2 separate regions of the Homo sapiens genome follow, and region 2 is linked to region 1. Evidence: chromatin loops called from intact Hi-C (ENCODE). Cell type or tissue: Panc1. All regions are shown on one strand. Each heading gives the region's core, and the rest is flanking DNA. Links, peaks and the distances in the headings are about the cores only. Region 1 overlaps SNX3 (sorting nexin 3). Region 2 overlaps LOC124901368 (a long non-coding RNA gene).

Region 1 (10,132 bases), core at 629-8,628:
GACAGCTGAAAATGGTGAAAATAGTGTGAGCTAAATGCAGAGAAGAAACAAGTACAGTGTATATTTAGTATATAATTCTTGAATATTCTAAAGCATAGGGAATGATGGGAAATAAAACTGAAAAGTTTAAATTGCACTCTAAATATGGGGCTAAGGTGACTACCTGTGAGCATCAGGAGTTAATAAATATGTTTGAATAGAAAAATGATAGCTATGAACAGAAAAAATAGAACAGAGAAGTTACTACAGAAGTAGAAGCCACAGATGAGCTGCATGTAGCATTAAGGTGTAGAATTAAGAACAGATGGCTCTAGTTGATTCCTAGGTTTATCTGCTTTGAAATGTATGGACAAGAGTCAGACTACTGAGGCAAATTACAGCAAAAATCCCTTAAAGGTTTTATCTTGGATGCCACTTTAAATGCTCTAGATTTACCCAGAAAGAATGCTGAATTCTGAAATTAAATGTAAATCAGGCTTAAATATTGTTAACTTACTTTAAGATGACTAAAACTTTTGAAATTTAAACAGCAAGATTTAGTATTCTCTCACTCTAATATTCATATTTTCCCCCTAATTTTAAGAGAAGTTGCTTAGTATCAGGCTGAGTATAAAGTGGAAGCCACAATTTTCTTCCTAGCTACTGTTCATTTTATTTCTTAACAGGTAAAAGTGTTAAATACAACCATCTGTATGAAATAATATTTGTAGGAAATACAAGAAATATGTTATTTGTGGGAAATAACAATAGATCAGCCGATGTGGGCACAGTGATCACAGACAGGTAAGATGGGAGACAAGCAAAAGTAAAGTACAGCATAGGGCAAGAACCAAAAAGTAAGCCACAGCCTTCATCTATTTGTATAGGTATATACTAGTAAATGCTGAAGATTCTGAGTTTGAGTAACCCTGGACTACTTTAGACTTCAATTTTGTTCATGGAGTTCAAAAGTTCTGCAAATCACGTTTCATCATAAATCTGAAGCAAAGACAGAGGCTCAAATAATCTGGATAGCTCTCAAGGGTTCTATATTAGAAACCCAATATTAACAGTCACTTAAAGCTTATGTCAGGGCCCAAACTAACATTAAAAGAGCAGAGAACTGTAATTACCTGCATCTCAAAAAAGTTAAGTTGGTTTCCTGGAATCCACTGAGTCCATAAAACTATGTTATTCCACACTCAAAACATGCCTTTGTTAATTGTTATTTGCCAAATGCTAGTTAATTTGTTACCACTACTTAGTAACATTTCTTTGGAAAACTATAAAATAGATCACCAACATTATCAAAGAAGACAGGCAAAAAAAGAGGGTCTCCCTGTGTTGCCAAGGGTGGAGCACAGAGGCAACATCCTAGCGCGCTACAGGCACTTGGGCTGGAGGGATCCTCCCACCTCTGGTGGTGTTTTTTTTTTTTTTGAGACACAGTCTCCCTTGTCACTCAGGCTGGAGTGCAATGGCGCGATGTCGGCTCACTGCAACCTCCGCCTCCTGCCTCAGCCTTCCGAGTAGCTGGGATTACAGGCACGCGCCACCACGCCCGGCTAATTTTTTGTATCTTTAGTAGAGACGGGGTTTCACCATGTTGGCCAGGCTGGTCTTGAACTCCTGACCTCGTGATCCACCCGCCTCAACCTCCCAAAGTGCTGAGATTACTGGCATGAGCCACTGCACTCAGCCCTCTGGTTGTTTCTTTAGTCACCTTTAATCTAGAAGAGTCGCCCCCTGTCTTGTTGTCATTCAAGACACTGACAATAAAGAGTTCAGAGCAACATTCTACATTTGGGTTTGTCTGTTTCCTCATGACCAGCTTTGTTTTGCATTGTTGGCAGTAATGTTCCTAAATGGCAGGAGTGTTGATGCTTTCCATCGGAAGGCACATAATGTCAGTTTGTCCCATTACTGGGTCACTTGGTAAGGAGAGGTCAGATTCCTCCAATAGTTATCTTTTCCCCACCTTTTAATTCCTTTTTCCTGAACCAGCCCTTCATAATAAAATTTATTGCCATTTAGAATTTGCCTAGCTAATTCGAACTTACAGAACTATCAGACCACAAAATAAACTCTGCTTCTTAGAGAATTCACATTTTTAGGTGAAGTTATTTATCTAACTTTAACCATTAGGAGAGATTGCTTTACTGAAGGAAAGCCCCACTCCCTGCCAAATACAGTGTGAATATACCGATGTATTAAGTACAGAATGTTTTCAATTTGTTGATTTAATAAACAGAATTAAACAAGGGTTTATAGTCTACTTGGATATTTGTACTCTTCTGGAGAAATTCGGGGTAATGCTCAAGCTGCTGGGTATCTTGCTTTTCATTTGCAAGATGAGAATATATTTTGCTTGGCTTATGAAAAAGTGATGAAATAATTACAAGATCCTGGGACATTCAAAGAACTAGAAAAGAACAAGACTAAAAACCTGAATTGTTCAATGTTATTTTGTTGTTGTCTATTTGTTCTAATATACCAGGAACAAAACTGCAAAGCAATAAAATGTTAAAAGAGATATGTGTATGCCGGATACTCTTAAACTACTATTTTTATAAAAGAGAAACCAGCCATTTTCCACAAAAAGTATTACTAATCACACAGGGTAAGATCATCAGGAATGCAAATGGATATTACATACTAAGGAAAAGATTTCTCAAACCATGGTATAGAGGTCTAAAACAAGTGCTCCCTTCAAGTCTAAGCACAGGAAACTACCACATTATTGGTCTCCAAAAAGGTAGGTCTTATACACTTACACAGGCTGACCTATTAAAGTCAGCAGCTCACAGATACCCTATATGTTACCTGATTATCACTGATAGCCAAGCAGAAAACCAAGCCTCAAAATGTGATCACCTGAATATAGCTTAACAATAGATATTAGAAAAATGTTTACTAGGTGTTTCTAGTATTTCTTCAGATAGTGTCACGTGTACATTTGAAAAGAGACTGGCAACAACATCAAAAGTATATTCAATAGGCCATACTCTATTCAACCAATCCTAAGAGATGTAAATGGATGCCCCACTACAGTTCTCATTAAACAGCTGCATTTCTCCAAATATCTACATCTAGAGATAAAAGATAAACTGAGAAGTGCTTAAGCTATTGCTTCACCCTTCAGTACTTTTGATACCTGTTTTACCCAATCTGGAACAGCATGAATAACTGGAGATATGGTTTATAACCTAGATGAACTCTTAATAAGGCTGAGAAGAAGTCATTTAAATGAAGAATAAGCTTTTAGTCCAGAGAACCTTTGAAATGTAGATTGTCACTAAGCCAACGTATTTAGTTTCTTTCTTTAAAAAATAAGGACATGCCTTCCAGTGATACAATTCCTCCTTATTTTAAAAGAAGTATCCTTTATGGTATAATTTCCAAAACAGTAGAGAATAAATTATCTAGACTAGCTTAAATGCATAAACCAAGGAATTCCAGATACTTTTCCTACATTGTCCATATTCTTCATTTGTGAATTAGCAACAAGACTCATTGGAGAGCTCACACAAGGTTTTCAATGAGTAATCTCTAATGAAACTGTGCATTAATAATTCTATTTTAAAGGAAAATTCATTCATAACAATTCATGAAGATTTACATAATCCTACAGGCTTATGCTGAAATAAAACTGTCTATTAATAGTCTAACACCTTTTTTGGACAATCTTTAAAATGCAAAACTATTTTCTGGTGTCTTCCCAACTTGTCCAATCCTAAGAAACACACTCAAGTGACGCCAACTAGAGAATCTCATGCAACTGATCTAGGGTGGAATCTGAAAATCAGTATTTTCAAATGATTCTCAAGTGCATCCAGGGTCAAGAACTGCTGCCCTAGGAGTTCGAGACCAGCCTGGCCAACACGGTGAAACCCTGTCTCTACTAAAAATACAAAAATTAGCCGGGCATGGTGGCACACGCCTGTAATCCCAGCTACTCGGGAGGCTGAGGTGGGAGAATCGCTTGAGCCCGGGAGGCGGAGGTTGCAGTGAGCCAAGGTTGTTCCAGTGCACTCCAGCCTGGCTGAAAGAGCGAATAACTGCTGCCCTAGAGTTAATAAATGTGAAAGAGGGTAGGAACTTGGGAATTTGTACAATCACCAAGTAATTCTGGTTTAGCTTAGCTGGGACAGATATGGGCGATAATATTTTACCTCTTTAAGGGTAGTGATTTGGAATAATACTGTGAGAATGGAGTGTAAAGTCATTATAAGTAAAACTGTGATGTGGAAGCCAGTTAAAGAATATTGGTTAAGAAGCTCTATTCAGTAAGTACTCGTATTTTCTAAGCTTCTACATATGGTGCATCAGGCAGCTATGGACTACAGGGATCTCAAGACATCCTCCTCAAGGGTTATATTTACATTATATTTACAGTGTAAAGAGGGGGTGGGGAGGGGAGAGCGGAATACTCTTCCAAGATTCATTACATGTAGCATTTACAGCCGCAATTTATCACACAGCTCTTTGATGTTTGAATGAAAGGGTGGAGACCAGTATTTGAGTAATCAAGGCAAAATTAAAATATATAAAAAACATATATATATATATATAACATATACATGTGACAGCTGGGTGCAGTGGCTCACGCCTGTAATCCCAGCACTTTGGGAGGCCGAGGCGGGTGGATCACCTGAGGTCAGGAGTTCAAGACCAGCCTGGCCAATATGGCAAAACCCGTTTCTACCAAAAGCATAAAAATTAGCCAGGCGTGGAGGCATGTGCCTGTAGTTCCAGCTACTCGGAGGCTGAGGCAGGAGAATCGCTTGAACCCAAGAGGCGGAGGTTGCGGTGAGCCAAAATTGCACCACTGCACTCTAGCCTGGGCAACAGAGTGAGGCTCTGTCTCAAAAAAACAAAACAAAACAAAACATATACATGTGAATATATTGAGTTTGCATGGTAGACTTATAAAAGATATCCTTACAATTAAAAAACATACATATTGACTTGTAGATACTCCATTTCAGTATATAGCCTTTTAGATTTTTATATATACAAATCTTATTTTTATTAAATATATTATCAGTTTCTCATATCATTAACATGATTATATACAGACATCCCTGGGTGAGAGGCTGTATAGTACAATGATGAAGCACACAGTTCTGGAACTAGAAAATCTGGCTTTAATCTGGATTCCTGCATTAACCAGCTATCTAACTCTAGGCAAAATGCAATGGATGAAAACTAAATGAAGCCTTGATACAGATCCAGGGAGTTTAAATATTTTCCTTAGAATAAACCCTAAAGGTGAAATTACTAGGCCAAAGACTATAAATGTTAAGTCTTCGAGTTGTCCTCCAGAAAGGCTACTTTGCTATAGAATGAGAAGGAACACTGCAGTAGTAGTAGCTACTTTGGTAGCCTACAACAAACCATGACACTCAATATTTAAATATCTTTTTGTATCCTCTCTCACATTGGCTTGGCCATGTGACTGCCTTTGATCAAACATTTGTGAATTGGGGCCTGTCCTCTTGGAACATTTGTTCATAAAGACATTCTCTCTTGCGATCCTGTCACCGTTATTCTGTGAGAAGTCTAACTCTCCCCATGAAGGAGAACTGAGGACCTGATCTACATCTCCATCTGATATCCCAGCTGGCAGCCAGCCATATGACCGAGTTATCTCAAAAATAAATCCTCCAGTCCCAGTCAAGTGGCCCCACAGATATCAAGTGGAACAGAGACAAGCCATGACTTCAAGACCTGACCAAACTGTAGAACTGTAATGAAGTGAATGTTTAATTGTAACTGTTTTCGGTCACCAACTTTTAGGGTTTTTACATAGCAATAATCAACTGAAGCAATAACCTGACTTTGGTAGAGTTATGCTAAACAAGATGCAGATCATGAGAAGACAGTATTTCATCTCTAAAAACTTGGTAACTCAAAAGTACATAGACTTGGGCCAGGCACGGTGGCTCACACCTGTAATCCCAGCATGTTGGGATGCCGAGGTGGGTGAATCACTTGAGGTCAGGAGATCACGACTAGCCTGCCCAATATGGTAAAACCTCGTCTCTACTAAAAATACAAAAATTAGCCGGGCATGGTGGTGCATGCCTGTAGTCCCAGCTACTTGGGAGGCTGAGGCACAAGAATCACATGAAAGCGGAGGTTGCAGTGAGCTGATACCACGCACTGCACTCCAGCCTCGGCGACAGAGTGAGACTCTACCTCAAAAAAAGAAAAAGTATATAGACTTGTTATTTATTCAACTCTTCGCTGTTTAGTTCTTTTCTACTTCCTTAATTAGCTTCTGATTATATTCTGAGTAGTTGAAGTTCCTCAATAATACAGAAAAGTCAATTAATTCTCAATTATTCAGCAAGGAAAGTATTCCTTCATAATTTAGAAATCTGATAAAATCAGCTAAAGTTTTTCTATGCTAAAGAAAGGTAAGATTCTAAATAAAAACTGTAATTGAAGACTGAGTTGCTCTCTACAATAAATAACTTAATAAACCTCTAAGAATAGTCATATGAAACAGTTTTGGCCGGGCACGATGGTTCGTGCCTGTAATCCCAGGACTTTGGGAGGCTGAAGCAGGATGATTGCTTGAAGCCAGGAGTTCAATACCAACCTGGCCAACAAGCAAGACCCTGTCTCTCTCTCTACCTCTCTTTATATATATATATATAAAACAGTTTCCACCTATATTATTATTATTATTTTTTTTTTTTTTTTTTTTTTTGAGACGGAGTCTCGCTCTGTCGCCCAGGCTGGAGTGCAGTGGCGGGATCTCGGCTCACTGCAAGCTCCGCCTCCTGGGTTCACGCCATTCTCCTGCCTCAGCCTCCCGAGTAGCTGGGACTACAGGCGCCCGCCACTACGCCCGGCTAATTTTTTGTATTTTTAGTAGAGACGGGGTTTCACCGTTTTTTTTTAGCCGGGATGGTCTCGATCTCCTGACCTCGTGATCCGCCCGCCTCGGCCTCCCAAAGTGCTGGGATTACAGGCGTGAGCCACCGTGCCCGGCTTCCACCTATATTATAAAAGAACAAAACTAAGCTGTTTCTTCAAAGCTTGAAGTATTACTTGGAAAACTATAAAAAACATGAAAATGAATGTTTAATAAGTCTAAATTCTCTAACACATGAGTGATACATATATTAATAAACTCTTCCAGTCAGAGTGATTAGCTATAACAGCAACTAGACATCATGACATTAAACACTATACACACGCATATGCTTTAAATTTGCAGATTGACAGTAGTGCCATTACAATACTTTACTCCTTTCATAAAGCTCCACAAAGAATGTTTATTGTTCTAACAGTCTGACAGTACTCAAATCACTTAACATAAAAATCTTTTTATTAGAAATGGAAAGTAACTCTTTGTCTAAGAATCCCCTAAATAAACCACGGCTAAGAGAAGCTGCAACTTGCCATCAAAAGTTTCAATACATAATCAGCTTAGCACAATTTAAAATATTTTCTGGCTACTATATCTTCTTTAACTGTTAGGTATAATAAGTGGTTGAGGTAGAGCTGGAGAGCAGAATATTCTGGTTCTTTTCCTCATAATTTAAAATTGATTTCTAAGTACTTTGGCCACCTTTCTCTCCACCTTCCAATACCTTCCCCTCTACTCTGAGTTGCAGAGTTTGTAAGAAAAGGATATCATTCCAGATCCTTTATCTCTAGCCCTCAAATCTTACTTGGAAGCATGGTAAGATTTTAAACCATGATATCTATAAATATTGATTATGGCAGCTCATTAGCCATTAAAATGATGTTACTTAGAATGCTAATAAGTGTACAACATAAAAGGCATTAAGAATCTACCATGAGGCCAGGTGCGGTGGCTCACGCCTGTAATCTCAGCACTTTGGGAGGCCGAGGCAGGCGGATCGATCACCTAAAGTCAAGAGCTCGAGACCAGCCTGGCTAACATGGTGAAGCCCCACCTCTACTAAAAATACAAAAATTAGCCAGGCATGGTGGTGAGCGCCTGTAATCCAGCTACTCAGGAGGCTGAGGCAGGAGAATCACGTGAACCAGGGAGGCGGAGATTGCAGTGAGCTGAGATCGTGGCACTGCACTCCAGCCTGAGGGACAAGAGTGAGACTCTATTTCAAAAAAAAAAAGAATCTACCATGATGGGCTGGGTGTAGTGGCTTGTGTCTGTAATCCCAGCACCTTGGAAGGCTGAGGTGGGCTGATCACTTGAACTCAGGAGTTTGAGACCAGCCTTGGCAACATAGCAAAACCCTATCTTCACTAAAAATACAAAATTAGCCCGGCATGGTGGCACGCGCCTGTAGTCTCAGCTACTCGGGAGGCTGAAGTGGGAGATCACCTGAGCCCAGGAGGTCAAGGATGAAGATGAAGTAAGCTGAGATGGCACCACTGCACTCCAGCCTGGGCAACAAAGTGAGATCCTGTCTCAAAAAAAAAAAAAAAAAAACAAACAAAAAAAGAATCAACTATAATGGATACCCCTCTCCTCCAAAAAGAATCTACCATGAACTAAGTACATGAACATTGTCCCTGCATTAGCTGATTTTATGACACAGTTAAGAATTATAAGAGGATACCCAAGCAGAGTAGGTGTCACAGAACAGACAAACATAGGTCAGGAAAGAGAATTAAAGAGATGGAATACCACTGGGGAGGTTTCTGTAAGAGAGTACATAATCTTTGGAGTACATTGTGATAAAAACATGTATATACAATGTTTTAGGCTCAGAGGCTTTAAAGCTAACAAAAATTTTCTAAGTATACTTTTTACAGCCACTTACACCACTACATATCAAAAGTGTTCATGAGAGCCAGGTGCGGTGGCATGTGCCTGTAGTCCCAGCTACTAGGGAGCCTGAGGTAGGCGGATCCTTTGAGCCCAGGAATTTGAGGGCAGCCTAGGCAACACAGTGAAACCTCCACCTCAACCGCCATAAAAAAGAAAATTTTTTTAAAAAGTGTCCAAGTTTTCATGCTTGTATTTGTGGATGAAGAGTTTAAAGCCTCTTATTTTTCCGCTCACCTAAGAAATTCCAGGTTTTATTCACTAAGGCTGTATCTTACAGAAACACACAAAGTTCAAATAATTGGTATATCACTTTTGTAGTGGAAGTTCTTGACATGTTGCATGGGGTGGGGGGAAAATGCAAACAAACATATGTAAGTATAATTCAATATTTGCTTTGTACCAATGATAGGAGCTAACCACAAACTTGTGACACCTTTTCTTTCTTTTTTTTTTTTTGGAGACAGAGTCTCACATGGTCACCCAGGCTGGAGTGCCATGTGCAATCTCGGTTCACTCAAACCTCCACCTCCTAGGTTCAAGCGATTTTCCTATGTCAGCCTCCCGAGTAGCTGGAATTACATGCATGTGCCCCCACACCCAGCTAATTTTTTTGTATTTTTAGTAGAGACGGGGTTTCGCCACATTGGCCAGGCTGTTCTCGAACTCCTGACCTCAGGTGATCCACCCGCCTCAGCCTCCCAAAGTGCTGGGATTACAGGCGTGAGCCACTGTGCCTAGCCCTTGACACCTTTTCTGATTCCTGGAAGTAGCAGGGAAAAATGAATTAGTCAAGCAGACCCGGGTTCGACTCCTCTTTCTGGAACTCATTAACAGTACGATCATGCCAAATTACTTTCCTTCTCTAATCTGAGTTTTACCATCTTTAAAATGAGCCAGGTGCAGTGGCTCATGTTTGTAATCCCAGCTACTCAGGAGCACTGCTTGAGGCCAAGAGTTCAAGACAAGCCTGGGCAATATAGCAAGACCCTGTCTCTTAAAAGAAAAAGAAAGAAAATACTGTCACTTACCTTAATAATTAAGTAGAAACTATTATTATACATTCTTCTCACACATTCTCACAAGTTATCACTTACTGAATACTTAATGTAGGGCAAATATTATGCCTTAAGTCACATTTACTCCTCTGAAGTTTTATTTTATGGCCGAAGACATTCAAAAGAGAAGAATTAAGTAACTTGTTCAAGGTCACATGTCCATTAACAGAGAGAGGATTCTTACACACGTTCAACTTCAAAGTCCATGCTCTAAAGTCACACTATGGTTATAGTACTTGACCCAAAGCAGATATTAAATAAACCTTTAAAACTCTACTAAATGAGCATTTAATGAATATCTCAACAACTACTATGTTCA
Region 2 (10,132 bases), core at 1,056-9,055, 120 kb before region 1:
AAAGCCTTAAAGATAAGACAGAGTGGGCTGGGGAGAGTGCCCTGGGCCAAAGTCGGGTCGCCATAGCTCTGCCTCTGGCTCTGATTCATTTGCCAGTGTTCTCTTTGTTGACCTGGTATTTCTCATCTCAAGCCTAAGTCATGTACTCTGCATGTCTTGCCCTCTTTCCAGCCCCACTCATGTTTTGCACTTACATGAGAGAGACACAAGCACAGCATACAGTTGTCCTTCCTATAATACTCAGACACAACCTCCAACAGCATCCTTGAATCACACCCATCAGCAAGGGCTGTTCTCAGTTGCCAAGGAGTGGCTGTGGTTCACACCAGAGATTACAGAAAAACCAGCCCAAAACCTCCCTGCTTCTAGCCTAGGTTATAAACTCAAACTCTGAATCTTAGAAAATAGTCAACAAGGCCGGGCACGGTGGCCCACACCTGTAATCCCAGCACTTTGGGAGGCTGACGCAGGTGGAACACTTGAGGCCAGGAGTTTGAGACCAGCCTGGTTAACATGGTGAAACCCCATCTCTACTTAAAAATACTAAAATTAGCAGGGTGTGGTGGTGCATGCCTGTAGTTCCAGCTACTCTGGAGGCTGAGGCAGGAGAATCGTTTGAACCCGGGAGGCAGAGGTTGCAGTGAGCCGAGATCGTGCCACTGCCCCCCAGCCTGGGCAACAGAGTGACACTCTGTCTCAAAAATAAATAAATAAAAAGAAAATGGTCAACAATTCAACAAACATTTGCTGAGAACTGATGCAGGGCAAGGGCAAAGTCCTAGATTCAGTGCCATGGCCTATACTAGCTGCAGGTACTTACAAACTAGTAGAAAAAATAAAAGATGTATACAATTAACTGCCTTATGAGGTAGTTATGATATAAGAAGAAAATTGAAGGAAAAGTTAGTTATGATATGAGGAGAGTTTAAAGGTGGAAGAAATGACAAGGAAGTCGTTTTTGGAAGAGTGGCATTTGAGCTTTACCTTAAAGATGGGTAAGCCTCCAATAAATGAATGGATTAGGGTGGTTTCCAAGAAAAGAAAATGCTTGTGGCTTGACATGGATGCAGAAGAAATAGGAGGTTTGAAAGAAGTCCCTGTGGAATATCAGTACACATAGGAGAGTATGGGAGAGAAGGTAGAAAGATGAGGGAGCAAACACGGAGGCACATAGTGATTGTGGATTCAAGAGAGGCTTTAGAAGGAGCTCAGCCACACTAATGCCACCTTTGCTCTTCCTTGATTAACCCAAAGTGCTCACTCCAGGTAGACAGTGATACGCTCACCAGTGAGATCTTATCTCTGATGTCACTTTTTCTTTCCTTTTTTCTTTTTAACTGCTTGGCTCTGGACATCAGCAGAGGCTTCAGGACAGTGGTTCTTCCTTGTTTTTGTTTTGTTTTGTTTTTTTGAGATGGAGTGTCACTCTGTCACCCAGGTTGGAATGCCGTGGTGCATCTCAGCTCACTGCAGCCTCCACTTCCTGGGTTCAAGAGATTCTCCCGCCTCAGCCTCCCAAGTAGCTGGGACTACAGGTGCTTGCCACCACGCCCAGCTAATTTAGCTAACTTTTTTTTTCTTTTTTGTATTTTTAGCAGAGACAGGGTTTCACCATGTTGGCCAGGTTGGTCTCAAACTCTTGACCTCAGGTGACCCACCCGCCTTGGCTTCCCAGAGTGTTGGGATTACAGGTATAAGCCACTGCACCCAGCCCTTCCTTCACTGTTTTGCTCTAGTGTCTGAAATTCCTCTATCCCTTGGGCTCCAACCTGTGCCCCAGATGTTCCCTGCTAAAATTGAATAACAGATAAATACCAGAGAGGATTGGGGCTTGTATTCTAGCCATTATAGATTGGAGTTTTGTCTTAGTTGCCATCACCTGTAGAAGACTGAGAGGTCAAGATGGGAGGTAGAGGTTTGTTTGGAAAAAAGAGAAGAAAGATTCTGGATGCTCTCTAGGGCAGGCAGACAGTAGTTGCAATGTCCAACAGAAACCTCGATCTGCCCTCTGTAATCACAGAACTTCCAGACTTACACTGGAGAGAAATTGAAAATTAGGTGTCCTTGCCTGACCCCTGACACTGGCCAGGCCACAAGGATTAAGGAAACAAGCTTGATCAAGGCATAAAAGGTCAGTCTCTCTGAGCCTCATTCCTCCCAGCTTTCTCCACCTGAATTCCATCTGCTATATAGCCTCTCCTGTTCTCTGTCTTCCAATTTTCCTTTTCGTTATTTATCCTTTCCTTCCCCTCTACTCCCTCTTTCTTCCCCACTCTTTCTTGTACAGAAGTTTAAGCATGCGATTCCCTCAAACCTTATATTCTTAAACTTTCGTTTTCTTCCACCAGGGGTCGGCTTTGTTTCTTTTTTCCGAGACTGATGCGGCTCCCCTACTGCCAGAGATCTTAGTCCAGAAACAGCCTTTTTTGGGAGGTGTGGGAGATGCCGTGGTCAGCCCAAGGGCGAGATGCGCCTCGGGGTCGGAGTCGCCCGAGTGGAGACTGGACACTCCATGGGGGAGGCTGGAACCCCCTGTGCCACAGATAAATGCTCGTTCTCCACCACATGTGAGGCATTTGAATAGGAGCAAGTCTCCCGGGTTGGGAATACTAGGAAGTGCTGGGGGACAGGCAAGGTCACGGCATCCAGGCTGCAATGCAAATGCCTAGGTAGTGCGCACGGCAGCGGTAATCCAGAATCCTGCCCAAAGAGGGTCCCGCAATCACCGCCCACTTCCAGGCGGGCTTGGGGAGCCGAGGGACTTCGCCTGCTTGGGTCAGAGCCCAGGAGGTGGCGTGGTGGTGGTGGTGGACGGGCCTGAGCGTCTCAGCCCTGACGGTCTAGGCCAGGTTTGTCCGCGGGGCCAAGACTCAAAGGCCGAGGTCTGTGCCTCCAGCTGTCCCACCAGCCAGCCAGTGTACTAGGCGCAAACAACCAAAGCCCACTCGCCTGCGAAGCCAGGATGGGACATTCATCTCCAAAAGCCTTTTCTTCCTCTTCTTCTGTTTCTTCCCATTTATGTCCCTCTGGCTGCAAACCAAGAGAGGCGCCCAAATATGAAAGTCAAGTCGAATTGAAAGCGTATGGCTTGTGCGCTCCCAACGCCCTCCCCTGTTTTTAAAATTGTGTTTCAAAACAACATGGTGACTTTTGGACAAGATTTTTCTATTTCGCCCACACCACAATAGAGATGCAATGAATGCTGCTGGTGAAATGTTTGGCTGTGTCAAATTCAGTCCCGCAGGCTGGCTTGGGCCAGCACTGGGGCTCCGCTTTGTGTTATGTTCACGGAGAAGATATTAATTAAAAGAAATACATGATTAAAAAGTAATGAGTTGAATAAAAATTATCTCAGCTCATTTTCTGATTATGTTAATTGTTAAAAACCCTTCAATCACGCCGTTGCAGTCAATGGGCTTTAATGTGAAATTAGTGGGCTCTTGATAACTTACAGTCCAGAATAATCCTGGCGGTTTAGTCATCATTCCTAATAACAAGGATGTTGCTAAGAACAGAAATTTTACATGATTTTCATACATTCAGCCCTTCCCCCCACGTGTCATTAAAAAAAAAAAAAAGGCTTAGCCTGCCTGCGATTTCCAACTTCTCTTTCCACGGATCGACCGCGGCCTTGGCAAGGACTTGAGTCTGCGTTCCAGCCCCTTCCGCTCCCAGCGCGCACGCAGCCTCTCGCCTTTGCGTCGGCGGGTTGCTGGTTGCCGGTACCCGCTCAGCAGCTAGGAGCCTTGGGGAACCCTAGCTCTTAGCTTCCCCGTCTGGCGAGGCCAGAGGGCCAAGTTGCTCACTGGGCTGTGCTGAGGGATAAGGGGAGAAAAGAACGGAAATCGCAGCTACGAGGGCTAGAGGGACGGCGCGGCTGCTTGAGGACGGGTCGCCTAGCGGTGGGCGAGTAGGGCTGTGCGTAAAAGGATCTAGACAGACAGTCGTGCGCCCGCAGGGTTGCAGGACAGGGGCAGGCCGAGTTGTGGCGCGTGTGTGTTTGTGTGTGCTCGCCTCCGGGTTGCGCGCTTTCAGGGCTTTGGATGCCGGGGATTTTGAGGACCCATTCAAAGCTCCGAGGGGGCGGAGGCTCAAGCAAGCCAGGGAAAAGGTCCCCTAAGCCTCAGAGCCTGGGCTGCGCCCCAGACAAAGTGCCTAATGCAGAGTAGGCTCTTAATAGGTTTGCATTGGATCTAAACGAAAGCTAGTGAAATTCGTACATGATTCTAATGAGAGATGACGGCCAGGTGTTCTCAGCAGCCCCTGGCCCTCACGGGGCGACCTGAAAGTTCCCACTCTACCCGAGACGAAACTCAGAGCCGAGGTGGGGGCGAAGGCCGGGTAATGCACTGATCGAGGGTGAGGAGGGATGTTTCATAGCCTTTTCCGACATACCTCACGACAAAACACCTTTCACTCTCTATGAGCAAAGGAAAGAAGAAATGTCCCACACCCTCTATTTTGACTTCTTGGGAAACACAATGCCTCTCAAATTGGGCCTGCGAGAAAGGTGTGACCCGGGAGGGTTGTGGGGTCCCGGGACCTTGGCCGGGTGTCGGTGACGGGACTGCCTGAGGCCAGAAGATAGGTTCTAGGTCTCAGTCCACCTGGTGCTGGACGTCGAGGAACCCAAAACTGTCCACTGGAGGCGCCCTGACGCTTTGGTCAACGAGGGCTGCTTCTGCACACTCGAAGGGACTCAAGCACCATTTTTCACCCAAGAGAACTATGTGAGGGAAATTGCATTTCCCAAGGTCGGTCTGAAATTACACATACACACACGAAAGCCTATAGATACTGGTATGCAGAAAGGGGTGGGGTGGAAGGGGTGTGTGTGTGTGTGTGTGTGTGTGTGTGTGTGTGTGTGAGAGAGAGAGAGAGAGAGAGAGAGAAAGAGACAGAGAAAGAGAGAGAGAGTTATTCCCAGAACATGAGGCTCTGTGTCTCAAAGTGCCTTTTTCGAGGCTTCCACCTTTAAGACTACCTGGATGGGGTGGGGGCCTGGTGTTTTAAAAATTGTCTTTCTATTTCTCTGGCCCCTTTACAAGAGCAAATTTCTTTTAAACACTTTTAAATATCTTTATTTTCCACCTTTTCAAGCCCCAACAGTAAGGAGTCTTCCCTTGGGATTGGGGGGCAATGGAGTCAGGGGCTGGCTGGGAGGAGTCCCAAGGCTAATTCTTCTTGTTCGCCTATTTGCATCCGCTGTTAGGCTGAGGATCATTTTAATAAATAACAATGAACAGGAATGGCATCTAGAGGGCTTGTCGGCAACATTTAAAAGCCAATAGAGTTTATAATTCTACTCTATCATTTCTTATTGATTAGAGTAATCAAGATAAAAAGCTAGCCGGGCTCGGAGAACTTCAGCAGCATATCATTAAAGATAAGAGTCAGTTAATTCTGGAGCTGGGGTAATGTGGCTGAAATGAAGAGTTCATTTGCATGAGATGCTGAGCCCAGTAACAAGGGGACAAAAATCACTAATTAGGATTGCAGAGTGTCGGCCTCTCGGCAAGCACCGTTTCCAGACTGCGGACCAAGCGGAGATTCGCATTAATGTAAATCTGGGGAGCACTAAAAGCTCTCACTGGCTTTGTAGAAGGCGACAATCACTCCCGCCCTCTACGACGTCCTCCCTGGCCCGGGCAGCCCAACTGGGGCGGGGACGGGGGTTACTCGGGTCGGATCCCCTTTTCTTCCCTATCTATCCTACCTCCACTCCCGCGGCCACGCGAAGGCGTCTCACCCACCCCCTTAGGGGCACGTGGGCGAGTGTCTGGTGGCCGGGTGAGTGGAACCCGCCGCCCAGTCCTTGCAGCGGGCTCTGGTCTAGTGGGTGAGGATCCCTGGGGAGGTCCCAACTCCGGTGCAGCGTCCGCGGGGTGAAGGGCGCGAGTGCATTCAGGCCCCAAGGGAAACTCGGGGACATCTGCACAGACAAGAATCCCCAAGGAGGCCCAGGTCCCACGGCCAAAGTCCTCGACCCCCACCAGGCTGTCTCCCTCTAGTCCTCCCCACTCCTGACCTGCCATTCGGGACGGAGCCAGTCCGCGGGCACCCAAGGGCGCAAGCTGGTACAAAAAGCACGCGCAGGGGTGTGCCTGGGTGCGCAGGAGTATGTGTGTGTGTGTGTGTGTTTGTGTATGCGTGTGCAGGTGAGTCCAGCTGTCGTGTAAATGTGACTCTACATAAGCTTGTTGCTGTGTAAATGTGTTTTTTCTTGGTATAGGCACAAACGTGTGAACGTTGGTCTAAATGGTATGTAGTGTGTGTAATAGTACACATGTGATGTGTGAGCGGTGTGTGATGTGCGTGTGGTGCGAAGAGGGGAGGTGACAGGCCAGAGAGGTTTCCCCAAAGGGAGAGGCACGGAGGGCTTCCGGAGTGAGGGTGCCTGGGGGTGAGGCGGGAGCTGGGCACTGCCCCACCCAGCCCGGTGCCTCGAGAGGCTGAGGCGCGAGGCGGGAGCCCGGCCGCGCGGGGCAGCGGCGTCTCCTGGGCCGGGTGAGGTCGGACAAGGGGAAGAAGGAACCGCCTCCGCGCCTCCCGCGGCCCTGCCCCACCGCCCCGAGGCCGGCCGGTGGAGGCTCTCTCCACCCATCCCCTGGAAAATGAAAGTACCCCAGAAGCACAAGTTGGCCTGCAGAGCGCGAGAGCGCGGAAAGGCCGCTGACAGCAAGGACCGCGCGTGCACCTTGCGGCCCCGGACCCTTCTCAGCCCGAGGAGTTTGGGCTTCAGGCCCTCCCAGACACGGTGCAAGGAGAGGCTCGGGCTGCCGCCCCCGAGTCCATGAGCGCCGGAGCAGTTCCCGCCCTCGAAGTTCCTCTCCGGGAGAGAGGGAGAGAGCGAGGGAGAGAATGAGACAGGGAGGGAGGGAGAGAGGGGCGCGCGGCTTCTGAGGCGACCCCTCCCGGAGATGCTGCGGCCGCGCCGGGAATCCGCCCAGCGACCTGCTCTGCCCGGCCTTCTTAGAAATAACTTTGGCCCTCACTTGGCTGTAGCAGAAAGGAATCGAGGCCCCCGTCCATAATCGCAGGTGTCGGCGTGGAAAGGAGCCACGCGTGCACACTCATGGGTCTCACCGCGCGGGCTTCCGCGGCCCGGCAAGCCGCTGCGCCTGCCTCGCCGGCGGCCCACGGAGCCCGTCCGCGCTTGCCCTGCACACCTGCGCCCGCGCGAGGACCCAGCCGCCGAGGCCGTGCGCCCGCCGGGCTGCGGGGGCCGTGGGCAGGGGGCGCAGGGGGCGCAGGGGGCGGCCGGCGCGGCGGCTGAACCCGGGCTGACGAGGCCCAGCCGCCTGCGGGGCCCGGAGCGGGAGGTACCGGCTAGGGGCGCGTTTCTTTCGCATCCACACCCCGCCCCCACCCCTCTCTCCAGGGATTTTTTTTTTTTTTTTTTTTGTATCCAGGCACAGCTGGGGGCTCCCTCACCACCCACCCCTGGCCTCCCCATACAGAATAAAGTCAGTCTGTATTTAATGGTTATGGCGGATGTGAGGGGGATTTGGCAGAGGCAGAAGAGAGGCCTTTCGCTCTCAAATATCGTCCCTTACGTCGTGTGAGTCTACCAACCCACCACGACCTCATATTCTTGTGCGGGTGTCTGACTCGAATGACAAGCGAGCTGATTTTTTCAGTACATAGCTGGGAAATGTAGTGAGTGATAATAGAGATTTCTCTTTCATTTTTTACGCTTGACTTGGTTATTGTTGCTTTTCTTTTCCCGTGATTCCTTCTGAGGATTAGCTCTGACTTCCCCACTATTGGCGGTCAAAGTGGCCCCGACTCGGGATGACAATTGACGGGGATCAAGGGATTGCCCATTCTGTGCCTGTAAGAACCGATTCGTGCCAGAGAAACTCATCAAGTGGAGGCGGAGAATAAAGACCGTTCGGGGGTAAATGTATTCATTGAGAAGGGTTCTCCCAAATTGCTTCTAAGTTTTTTTAATGAAAAGTAACGATTGCGGCAATCAGCGGCTTTTTGGCGGATTACAAATCTGGAGGGAGCTGCGGCGCTGCATTGAAAAGTGCCCCCGCCTTCGCACCGGGCAGCCGGTTCACAGGAGCAGCGCGAGGGGCGGGGGTCCGATAGCGGGACAAAGGCGGGGAGGGGGCGAGCGGAGGAGGGCGGCTCGGGGCGCCCGGGCGCGCATCGGGCAGGAGACGCGGAGGTGCCCACCCCAGCGCAGGCGTGGCAGGGCGCCCCCCACCGAGGAAGGCGTGGGGCAGGGTGCAGGAAGGGGACCGAGGGAGGTCTACCGCAGCACCACCAGCACTGGGGAGATTCCGGGCATCTGGAGCGAGGAAGGTGTGCTATAGGGGTTGAGTCCATCACCGTGGAAGTCCGGGGAATGGGAGGTGCGACTCGGTCCCCCACCTCTACCCCGGGCACGGTGGTGTCTTCTTTTAAAGACGTCTCACTTCGCAATTGGAATCGAAGCGTGGGCCGGTGTCGGGTCTTCCTGGTGTTACAGGCAGGAGGAGGGAAAACTGAGTCCTTCCTGGGATGGGGCAGGACCCTCACACGCAAGACCCCACTGAGCTGGACTGGCGCGGGGGCGGATCCCTTCTCCCAAATGCTTCTGAATGGCGCGCGACCTGGTCCCCTCTGCCACACGGACCCTGCGCGCACGCCCTGGCCCTGGCGGCCTCTGGGGACACGTTCTCCAGGCCCGCACGGCGCCCCGGCCTAGGCCGCAACGCCCCCCGCCCAGAGGAGTTGCCTCAGAAGATGGGCAGGGGACACACTAGAGGGCAGGGAAAAATCGCTGTTCCCACAGAGGCCGAAATCAGCAGCAGCAGCCTCAGGCAGCGGCATTCAGCCTGACTTTTTATACGTTTATTTTTAAAAGTGTATCTTAGCAGGGGGGTGGGAGGTATGTTTCTTTGCTGGGACTTCTTTAAGGCTCTCTGAAGTAAATAGGGGTGGGGGGGGGCGCAGAGAGACAAGGGTGGAGAAGAGGAGAAGAAAAAGAAAGACTCTCCCTCTCCTTCCCCCCTCCTCAAGTTTAAGAATAAATCCAGCAGGCAAGTCCGCAGCCCTGAAGGTTTAACTTTTTTTCTTTGCAGCTTGTCAATGCGACCATTGCTTTGATGGGAGGCTCCTCAAGGTGACACATTTCTGAACTTCACCCTCTTTTCAAACTAACTCCCTACCTCCTTGTTAGTGGCCAGCTCTGAACTTCTGCAGAGTGTTTTTGTGTGAGTCAAGGCTCATTCACGGGCGCCTTTGTGGGCCTCTCCTCCTTTCAGGCCTCAGCGTGTTACACCAATTAAAGGGCGACGTGCTGTAAATGTAATGGGCCGCGCAGCGATTGTTTCTGACAAGCAACAAAACACATAGATCCACCCCTTAGATTAGGCCGTTGAAGGGGAGGTTGAGGCCGGTCAGTTTACTGAATAGTTTGTGAACTGTAATTCTGAGGGCTCATGTGAAAAAAAAAAAAAAAGTCTCTTCCCACCTCCCTCGCCTTGCTCCTCCTTCCCAAAAGCTAAAAAAAAAAAAAAAAAAAAGAAAAAGAAAAAAACAAGTGACATCCATGGGGCAGAATGGGGTCACTAGAGAAAAAAACCTATGTGAGGGGCTTGGTCTGTTACTTGGACAGTCCTGAGAGCCCCTTCAGCTCTTTGCCCTCCCCGCTTACTCTTTGAAAACGTCCAGCCTGGCCCTCAGTTTTACTGGCCACAGCAGCCTTCTCCTCTGATGGCAGGCCTGACCCCCCCGCAAGAGGACTTGAGATCAGGGCAGGAATGAGAGAAAGTCGGGTTGTCTTGGAGAATTCTGCTGGGGTTTGACCTGGTCCTGGTGGGACACTGATGAGTCACAGGCTGTGGATACCCCCACCCATTCCTCCCCTGGAAGGAACTTCACCTTCTGTCTCTCCCTCCAGCCCCCAGTTCTTTCCGCAGCCCCGGGTGCTGCAGAGGCCTGGGCTGTCTCTAGCCTCCTGAGATTTCCTCCTCTTTTCCAGCACCTGGCATCCATCCTGGTTCCTGCAACTCTGTCATCACCTGACTGTTAAGGAGCACGATTCACCTGGAAAGGAAAGGGTTAGAGATAATCTGCTCCATCATCCTCACAAATCCTGGGGCCCAGAGAAGTGACTGGACCAAGATCACCAAGCCAG

What was found. Peaks named below come from ENCODE experiments on the same cell type or tissue, not always from the same donor. Only the 100,000 strongest peaks of a DNase experiment are listed, where the experiment ranks them.
Region 2: it touches region 1 in a loop (2.2-fold over the local background); 2 of 110 quality-filtered maps call a loop at or near these places.

The regions. Positions count from the first base shown.
Region 1 is chr6:108,229,705-108,239,836 of GRCh38, forward strand. The region is part of intron 1 of SNX3 (sorting nexin 3); the gene reads right to left. Among named protein-coding and RNA genes, the nearest start is that of SNX3, 26 kb to the right of the region's middle. RefSeq lists a silencer at 258-458. In Panc1, for the core only: no CTCF peak of the experiment used is centred there; no DNase peak of the experiment used is centred there.
Region 2 is chr6:108,111,291-108,121,422 of GRCh38, forward strand. It overlaps LOC124901368 (a long non-coding RNA gene), which reads right to left. Exons shown (of 2, transcript XR_007059696.1): 2 at 8,830-10,041. Among named protein-coding and RNA genes, the nearest start is that of OSTM1-AS1, 7.3 kb to the right of the region's middle. RefSeq lists a silencer at 6,353-6,642 and an enhancer at 6,447-7,034. In Panc1, for the core only: CTCF peaks have their summits at 2,386 (motif pointing right), 2,585 and 4,638; DNase peaks (open chromatin) are centred at 2,343 and 4,646; H3K4me3 peaks cover 3,012 bases; H3K27ac peaks cover 234 bases; H3K27me3 peaks cover 1,613 bases.